2 separate regions of the Homo sapiens genome follow, and region 2 is linked to region 1. Evidence: chromatin contacts called from ENCODE Hi-C or POLR2A ChIA-PET data. All regions are on one chromosome and are shown on one strand. Each heading gives the region's core, a stretch centred on a gene start or an enhancer-like site at or near the end of the contact. The rest is flanking DNA. Distances are from core to core; before and after follow the strand shown.

Region 1 (4,808 bases), core at 1,107-3,606:
AGCAGAAGGAACACATCGCCCACTAGGAAGGACTTAAAGTTAGTCTTGAGAGCCTTGTCTTGATGAAAAGACTAAGTGGGGCCAAGGGAAAGCTGGCTGTATTGATGAGAAATGGAAATAAGGCACCTTTCTTTTTTTTTCTTTTTTTTTTTTTTTGAGATGGAGTCTCACTCTGTCACCCAGGCTGGAGTGCAGTGTGCAGTGGTAGTCCGTGATCTCGGCTCACTGCAACCTCTGCCTCCCGGGTTCAAGTGATTCTCCTGCCTCAGCCTCCCTAGTAGCTGGGACTACAGGCGCACGCCGCCACACTCAGCTAATTAAGGCACGTTTCTCAGAGGCTAGAAGCTGCCTAGAAGTTTTTTCACTCTGTTGGAAGAACCAAACCGTATGGCACATAGTAGGATTGTGTCCATCCTGCATGTCTCAAGTCACAATCCTCCAGATATTCAACCAAAGTGCTTGATTCTGTTGGCACAAGGACCATGAAATCTTCAGTAGCTAAGGAGACTCTTTGACAAATAGATTTATTGCATATGATGTAAAAGGGTCTCATTCAGAGAACTACACATTTACTACACATTTACTAGCTGTTAGATGTGAGAAATTGAAGCTTTGAGAATTGTCATTTTGTAAGCACGCTGTAATAATTGTGTTCTCTACAAAAATGGAGAAATACTTAATCTTTGCAGGTTTTTATTAGCTTCGAAAAAGGGAATACAAATATTTTGATACCTGACTTTATTTTAAAGATACTGGCAAGCAAGGAAAGATACTCAGTTTGCTAAATTATAGCATAGATTTGAAAGACGGAAATTTTTTTTTGTTATTTTGATTCTTTCTGATTCAGAACCTGCGTGAGTTTCCATTCCTGGGATAGAGAGCCCTGCCAAAGCCAACTCAGTCTCCTGTTATTGCAGAAATTTAAAGGTTACTTGAGCTGATTGATACCAATTAAAATAAAAGCATCTACTGCCATTTTATTAAACGCCCTATTTAATCTCCACATCCCAAGTTCATTCTCTCTCTCTTTTAAGGCTATACATGGGCCTCAACATTCTCTCTTCTTCAGTATCAGCTGTCCTCATCCCTATTCAAAGTCAGAATGACTTGGAATCTATTCAGGGCTGCTACTTAATTGGATGAAGAAAGTACTCTGTTGCATGCTAACCTCCCAGATTTGAATTAGAACCAAGGTCCTGAATCTACACAAGACCTTTTTCCCTTTCCTTTCTGCATTTATTTCTTTTTTTTCTACATCTTTCTTTTTGAATTTTTTTTTTTTTTTTTTTCTGAGATAGAGTCTTGCTCTGTCGCCAGGCTGGAGTGCAGTGGTGTGATCTTGGCTCACTGCAGTCTCCAACTCTGGTTCAAGCAATTCTCCTGCCTCAGCCTCCGGGTAGCTGGGACTACAGGCATACACCACCATGCCCAGCTAATTTTTGTATTTTTAGTAGAGATGGGGTTTCACCATAGTGGCCAGGATGGTCTCCATCTCTTGACCTCGTGACCTGACCCCCTCGGCCTCCCAAAGTGCTGAGATTACAGGCATGAGCCACCGCGCCCGGCCTCTTTTTGAATTTTTTTAAAAAAACACCTAAAGTTTAGGAAAGTATAAGAGGCCAAAGAAACAAGAGTTCAAAGAAACAAGAGTGTTATACACGCACACTTGCAGAAAGGTAGTAAAATATCTGTATAGTTCTGGCTGTCAAGCTTTTGGACTGAGATATGCGTAAGCAAGGCAAAAAGATCCCATAGTCCAGGAATATCAACCAGTCCAGTTTCCCAAGGAAACTAAAAGTAACTGAAAATGAGAAGGGTGCCATATAGGAAAATTGAAGGTGGGGCATAATTATTAATACACTGCTTTGGAAATGCTGGTATGGAAGATTCATATATGGACTTCAAAGCATACATGTCTTATACTTAGCTATGGGAAAATTATCATCAAAATCTTCATTTATACAAATCACGGGTATTAGAAATAAAATCAGGTATTGTGTACAGTCAGATCCCAGGTTTACACAAACTAGAGGTTTCAATTAAGTTTCCTTCATTTTATAAAACCATGACACAAGCTGTAAATAAAGGAGCTCTGGCTTTAGGCCTTCTTCTGTTTATAGACAGTAAATTTTAATCCTCTGTCCCTGCAGACCAACTCAAAGCAGTAACCTTGGCTACCGTTGCCGCAGAAGAAACACACCCTGCAGATTTCCAGTTCTATATTCAGTCTTAGAAAATTGGTCATGTTGAAAGGGAAAAAACAATTTTACTTTGCCTCAGTTATTGACACCAAGAAGCACTCCTCAGCCTGTTCAGAGGGGAAACAATGAGTCATTCATGCTGTCAGCCCAGGTGGTGCATGAATTCCAGACAGAGGCCGCTGAATTAACCCGTGGAGGCGTCTCTCTGAGCAGAGCCCGCAATGCGCCTGCTTGGGGCTCCCTGCAGCCTCTGGGGGAGGCAGGGCGGCCCAGAGCAGGCCTGTGCTGGAAAGGAACGCGAAGCCCTGTAACCAAGCCTGTACCTCTGCAGTGCTAGTCCCAAGGGGCCTCCGAGCTGTTTGTCACCATGTGATTGGCTCAGGAGAGGGGTGGAGAAATGAAAACACTCTGCCCAGGATATATTTAGTTGAAGTGCAGCTGGGGAAGTGCTTAAACAAGGGAGCTTTTGTCCTTATGTTGAAGTGTTTTTCTTAACTCCTCAAGGGTGAAAAACTTGAGCCACGTACTGATCCCATTCCCCCCCACCACCCCCAATATATTTTCTCTTCTTTAGGAAATGCTCTTATTCTGAAACTTTAGAATTTTCTAGGGTTTGTTGCATAAGAGGAAACTGAATAATTCTGATGCAGAACTGACACAAAATTTAAAGCACAAACTTTTAGTGGGAGACACAGTTAAGAAATTCAAATAATTTCTTAACACATTAGAAGTTTGCATTCTTGCCATTAATTTTCTGTAAGTTCAAACTGGAAATTGGCTATTTTCAAACGGCTTTACTTGAACTAATTTATGGAGTTAAAAACATAATTAAGTGTTATAAGCTGACAGAGCCCTGTTTCACTCGAGCTGATTCACGGTTTCCAGTAATGAAAGATATCCTTCTGCGCTGCTGAGCACAGCTTCTTTGCAACAGATGACTGATGAGCCGTGTAACGGCTCCTGTTCACATCCTCCTCAAAAAATGGCTGAAAACTGCCACCTTGCTGCAAGGCTTTATGTAAATACTGTATATTAGGGCACATTATCTATTATTAAGAAGTAATGTGGCTGGGCACTGTGGCTCATGCCTGTAATCCCAGCACTTTGGGAGGCCGAAGCAGGCAGATCACCTGAGGTCAGTTCAAGACCAGCCTGGCCAATGTGGTGAAACACCTCTCTATGAAAAATACAAAAATCAGCCAGGCGTGGTGGCGCATACCTGGAGTCCCAGCTACTCAGGAGGCTGAGGCATGAGAATCGCTTGAACCCAGAGGGGAGGTTGCAGTAAGCTGAGGTTGCACCACTGAACTCCAGCCTGGATGACAAAAAAAAAAAAAAAAAAAAAATAGCAACACAGGAAATATTTTCCATGAAAATTCCATTTGCAGTTATGAAGCAGGGGCAAAAACTTCTGGACAAGAAGCCCGTGGTTTTGTTGATACTAGCAAAGCAGGCTGTAATAGTGCTCTCCAGAGAAACAGAACCAGTAGGATGTGCATATTTATAGACAAAGATTTCTCTCTCTCTCTTTTTTTTTGAGACAGGTCCTTGCTCTGTCACTCAGGCTGGAGTGCACTGGCGTAATCTTGGCTTCCTGCAGCCTCAACCTCTCCTAGCTCAAGCAATCCTCCTGCCTCAGTCTCACGAGAAGCTGAGACTACAGGTGCATGCCACCATGCCCAGGTAATTTTTAATTTTTTGTAGAGATGGTGTTTTGCCATGTTGCCCAGCCTGGTCTCGAACTCCTGAGCTCAAGCCATCTGCCCGATTCAGCCTCCCAAAGTGCTGGGATTACAGGCATGAGCCTGACTGAGAGAGAGATTTTGTTTAAGGAATCGATCCATGCTTATGGAGGCTAAGTTCAAAATCTGCAGTGTGGGCTGGTAGGCTAGAGACCTAGAAAAGAGCCAGTGTTGTGGTTCAATCCAAAAGATGTCAGCTGACAGAATTCCCAGAATTTCTTCTTGTCTGGAGCCGGGAGAGCGAGAGGGAGTCTCTTGTTCTATTCAGGCCTTCAACTGATGTGATGAGGCCCACCCACAGTATGGAGGGCCATCTGCTGTACTTAATGTTCACCAATTTCAATGTTAATCTCATCCAAAAACACCCTCACAGACACATCCAGGAGAATCTTTGACCAAATGTTTGGGCACTGTGGCCTAACCAAGTTGACACATAAAAGTAACCAACCACAGGTTAACAAACTCATTTTAAAAAATTCATGTGTTAACTTCACTTGTTAAAGTAACAGCATTGCTTACCATGTTGTAGATGTTGTAAAGGTATAAAAACGGGTACCCTTACAACATCTGTATCCCCCTGAAGGCAAGGATCTCTCTCTCTCTCTCTCTCTCCCCCTCTCTCTCCCTCTCCTTCTATCCTGTTCTCCCTCCTCCCTCTTCTCTCCTGGGAGGCTTGCCCTTTCATCCCAGGGACCATGTTGTGAGGAAGTTCATGGAAAAGCCATGTGTAGATATTCCAGACGATAGCCCCCAGCCCACACCAACATCAACTACTAGACATGTGAATGAACAAGCCTCAGATGATTTTTTTCTCAGCCTTCAGAGTCTTCCAGCTGTGATCCAGACATGGTACAGCAAAGTCAAG
Region 2 (4,957 bases), core at 93-2,592, 130 kb after region 1:
TGGTATAAGATAATCAATATAAGTAAAATGAAATATACAAGGTACACAAGCACTGAAAAGTATGTTATACTCAAATATCTGATAACCGAAGCATCAATTTTACATCTTATTCACGTATTATTAAAGAACTATGGAATGTGTTTATTGAAAAGATTTTTATGGGAGAGATGATATGCACATTTCATAAAACTTAAAATTATCCAATGGTATTCAGCGATACTTAGAATAACATCTATATTCATTAATTTGGAGGACTCCACTCAGTCTGGCCCCTTGACAATAGTCTGATTCCTCTCATCCACTTTCTCCATTACTCATTATGCTTCAGCCATTCTGGCTATCTTTCTGTCCCTTAAACATGCCAAGCCATTACTATTCCTTCTTGACTAGAATTATATTTCTTCTTGTCTTCACATGGCCAACCACCTTAATGTTTCAGCTCATCTTAAACGACCACCTCCTTTCAGAAATCTTTTGCAGATTGCCTAACCTAAAGTAGCCCTTTAGACATCTTATCCCTAACCTGTTTTAGTGTCTATATAGCATCTCTTTTTACATTTATGTTCTCATTCATCTCATGTCATTAAATTATGTATGAAAATCGCAGGGATTTTGTTTGCTTGATTCATTGCTGGTTCCCATTGTCTAGAATAGCACCTGGTGCACAGTAAACAATTCAGTTAATAGTTGTTCAGTTGATAGATATATGCTCTACAATCTTTTTTTTTTTAATTCAGGATTAAATTTTATTTTTTACTTTTATTTTTATTTTTAAATTTTAAATTTAAATTTGTTTAGTAACTTTATAGTTTGCAACCATCATCATTGTCCAGTTTTGGAACATTTTCCTCATCCCAAAAAGTTCCCCCTTGCTTGTTTGCAGTTAACCTCTGCTTCCACATATAGCCTTAGGCAACCAGTAATCAGCTTTTGTCTCTAGAGATTTACCTTTTCTAGAAGTTTTATATAAGTGGAATCCTAATATGTAGGCTTTTGTTTCCGGCTTCCTTCACTTAGCATATTTTTTTTGAGATTCATTCATGTCAGAGTCTGTCAGTAGGTGTTCTCTTTCATTGGGTAATATTTCATTGCATCCAGTTACCGGTTGATGGACATTTGGATTGCTTTGTTTTGGGGTTATTATATCTTTGTGTGGACATATGTTTTTCTTTCTCTTGCTTAGAGACTTAGGAATAGAATTGCTGGATTGTTTGGAAAGTTTATGTTTAACATTTTAGAAACTACCACGCTGTTTTCTAAAGTGACTACCATTGTGCAGTCCTACCAAAAATGTTTGAAGGTTCTAGTTTCCCTGCGTCATCACCAGGACTTGGTGCATTGTCAGTCTTTTTGATTCTAGCCGTTCTGGCGAATGTGTGTCATTGTGGTTTTGACTTGCATTTCCCTAATGACTAATGATGTTGAACGTCTTTTCATGTGTTCATTAGCCATTTGTATGTCTTTGGTGAAATTTCTATTCAAATGTTTTGGCATTTTAACTCAGGCGTCGTGTTCCGTCATTGGAACTCTAAGCATGTGGGAATTATTTATATCCTACTGCTCAAGGTCATTGCCAAGGTCTGATTGCAAAAAATTCAAAAAATTGCAACCTCTATCATAAATGGGTTAAAAAAATTGGATTGTTTGTCTTATTATGAGTTGAAGAGGTTTTTTATTTCTTTTAAAAAAATTCTAAAGACAAGTGCTTTATCAGTACAGTCCCCAACTTTCTATAGTTTGATGTAAAATGTTTTGACTTTTCAGTGGTATGAAAGCAATACACTTTCAGTAGAAAGTATACTTTGAATGAACACAACCATTCTGTTTTTCATTTTCAGTGTAATATTCGATAAATTACATGAGATATTCAACTCTTTATTATAAAGTTGGCTTTGCGTTAGGTGATTTTGCTCAATATCCTCATGATAAGCGTTCTGAGCACATTCAGGGTAGGCTACGGTGTGATGTTCTGTAGGTTAAGTGCATTAAATGCATTTTTGATTTAACAATGTTTTAAACTTACGATGGGTTTCTCAGGACATAACCCTGTTGTAAGTTGAGGAGCATCTGTATATAATTTGAACATATTTTATCCCAATCTGTGGCTTCTTTTCACTTTTTGAATGTTGTCTTTCAAAGAGAAAAAGTTATTGATTTTGATGAAGTTTAATTTATGGATTTCTTTGTATGGATTGTGCTTTAGATATCATATCTGACACAGATTTGCCTAACCTATGGACACGAAGACTTGCTTCTTTATTTCCTTCTAGAAGTTCTAGCTTTTGTATTAAGTCAGAGTTACATTTTGTTTATAGTGTGAAGTGTGAGTGCCTTAGTTCATGTTTTTGTAGTAGAATTTGGGAAATTGTTCTAGTATCACTTGTTGAAAAGAATATCTGTTCTTCATTGAATTGCCTTGACACTGTTGTTGAAACTCAGTTGACACCATAAATGTCATGCTTTGTTTCTGGACTGTCAGTTCTGTTTTATTAATACATATTTCTGTCCTTCTGCCAATGTCACACTGTCTTGATTAATGTAGCTTTCGACTGTTTTTTTATTTTTTATTTTTTTTGAGATGGAGCCTTGCTCTGTCACCCAGGCTGGAAGGGAAGTGGCGCAATCTCAGCTCACTGCAACGTCTGCCTCCCGGGCTCAAGTGATTCTCCTGCCTCAGCCTCCCAAGTAGCTGGGATTACAGGCACGCACCACCATGCTCAACTAATTTTTTGTATTTTAGTAGAAATGGGGTTTTGCCATGTTGGCCAGGCTGGTCTCGAACTCCTGACCTCAAGTGATCCACCGTCCTTGGCCTCCCAAAGTACTGGTATTATAGGCGTGAGCCACTGCACCCGGCCTAGACTGCTTTTTAAAAATGGAGAAGTACAAGTTCCATTTTCTTCTTTTTCAAAATTGTTTTGGTTATTCTAGAATTCTTGATACTTCCATGTACATTTTAGGATCAGGTTGTTAATTTCTGCAAGAAAAATATGGAATTTTGATAGAAATTGTGTTGAATCATATATCAGTTAAAGCAAAATTATTAATATTGAGTCTTCTAATCCATAATCATGGAAAGTTTTTCTCCATTTATTTAGATCTTCTATAATTTTTCTCAGTGTTTAGTGGTTTTTAGTTTAGAAATCTTATACATTCAAAATATTCTTTTAATTCTGACTATATTTGGAGTGGAATTTTTAAAAATATAACCTATTATAGAACTACAATTGGGTTTTGTATATTGATCTTACATCCTGCAAACTTGATAAACTTACTGTTTTCTACTGTGTGTGTATGTGTGTGTATATTGTTCTGTATTTCTTAGTATTTTTCTATAGACAGGATTATGTTTTCTGTACCTAAAGATTTCTTTTCCAAAATGGATGCTTTTTATTTCTTCTTCTTGCCTTATTGTATTGGCAGGAACCTCCATCTTAAATAGAAATGGTGGGAGCAGGATGTTGGCTATAGATGTTTTTTGTAGATAACCTTTATTGGGTTGAGGAGGTTTTCTTTTCTTCCTAGTTTGTGAGGTTTTAATAAAGAATGGATATTAGGTTTTGTCAAATGCTTATTTTCTGTGTCTGTTGAGATGACCATGTGGTTTTGTCCTTTAACAATATAGTATATTACATTAATTGCTTTTTAGACATTAGGCCAACTTTTTTTTTCCTAGCATAAATCTGACTTGTTAACAGTGTTTGATACTTTCTATGCATTGCTAGATTCAGTTGGCTAATATTTTGTTAAAGATTTTTGCATCTGTTTGGTGTTTTTTTTTTTTTTTTTTTTTTTTTTTAAGACAGAGTTTCCGTCTGTTGCCCAGGCTAGAGTACAATGGCACCATCTCGGCTCACTGCAACCTCCACCTCCCAGGTTCAAGCATTTCTCATGCCTCAGCCTTCCAGGTAGCTGGGATTACAAGCATGCACCACCATGCCCGGCTAATTTTTGTATTTTTCGTAGAGACAGTGGGGTTTTGCCATGTCAGCCAGGTTGGTCTCGAACTCCTGGCCGTAAGTGATCTGCATCTGCCTGTCTCCGCCGCCTAAAGTGCTGGGATTACAGGCGTGAGCCACTGTGCCTGGCCGCATTTGTGTTTTTTATTTTAATTAGGATTTTAGTCTATAGCTTTTTGTTTTGTTTTGATGTTTACGTTGCTTTGGTTTTGGGATCATAAAATGAATTGGAGAGCGTTTCCCTTCTGTTTTCTGAAGGAGTTTGTGTAAGTTTAGTGTTATTTCTTCTTTAAATATTTACTAGAATTCACCAGTGTAGCCATGTCAACCTTCACTTTGTGGGAAAATTTTTAATGACTAACCTGGTTTCCAGTTACAGGTTCACTTAAGTTTTCTATTCTTCTTGACTTAGTTTTGTTAATTTGTGTCTTTCTAAGAGTTAGTCTGTTTCATCTAACTTGTCCTAATTTGTTGGCATAAAGTTATAGTACTCTCTTAGCCTTTTAATTTTAGTTTTCTTTTTTAAGAGACATGGTCTTTCTCTGTCACCCACGCTGAGTGCAGTGGTACGATCATAGTTCACTGTAACCTCGAACTCCTGGGCTCAAGGGATCCTCCCACTTCTGTCTCTTGAGTAGCTGGGGCTGCAGATGTGCACCACAATGCCCAGCTAATTTTTAAAATTTATTTTTTGTTATTTGTAGAGATGGGTTCTTGCTGAGTTGTCCAGGTTGGTCTCGAACTTCTGGGCTCAAGTGATCCTCCCGCCTCTGTTTCCTAAAATGCTGAGATAATAGGCATGAACCACTGTGCCTGGTAGATTCTTTTAAGGATCAATAGTGATTAAAGTTAATTTTCTTGATTATGGTAATTTGTATCTTAGCTCTTTTTCTTGGTCAGTTCTAGCTAAGGGCTTAACAATTTTGATGCTCTCAAAGAAGCAACTTTTGACATCATTGGTTTCTTCCTCTGTTTTTTCTTCTCTTTTTTTTTTTTTT

What was found. A loop is a pair of places that touch in the nucleus more often than their neighbours do. ChIA-PET counts read pairs that join two places held with the same protein, here RNA polymerase II (POLR2A). Pooled maps may share reads with other maps.
Region 2: a loop to region 1 is called in a pooled map, with 4 times the contacts of the local background. The contact joins two enhancer-like sites. A Hi-C loop is called at or near these places in 5 of 50 pooled maps. POLR2A ChIA-PET finds 5 or more read pairs at or near these places in 2 of 52 experiments (HepG2 and MCF 10A).

The regions. Positions count from the first base shown.
Region 1 is chr15:92,829,460-92,834,267 of GRCh38, forward strand. No RefSeq gene overlaps it. Among named protein-coding and RNA genes, the nearest start is that of CHASERR, 51 kb to the right of the region's middle. RefSeq lists enhancers at 2,230-2,279, 2,660-2,859, 3,616-3,675. Within about 2 kb of position 2,357, at least 41 of the 41 ENCODE cell types and tissues checked have a DNase peak (open chromatin) inside an H3K27ac peak, as active enhancers do.
Region 2 is chr15:92,956,934-92,961,890 of GRCh38, forward strand. The region is part of intron 16 of CHD2 (chromodomain helicase DNA binding protein 2); the gene reads left to right. Among named protein-coding and RNA genes, the nearest start is that of MIR3175, 55 kb to the left of the region's middle. Within about 2 kb of position 1,343, at least 3 of the 41 ENCODE cell types and tissues checked have a DNase peak (open chromatin) inside an H3K27ac peak, as active enhancers do.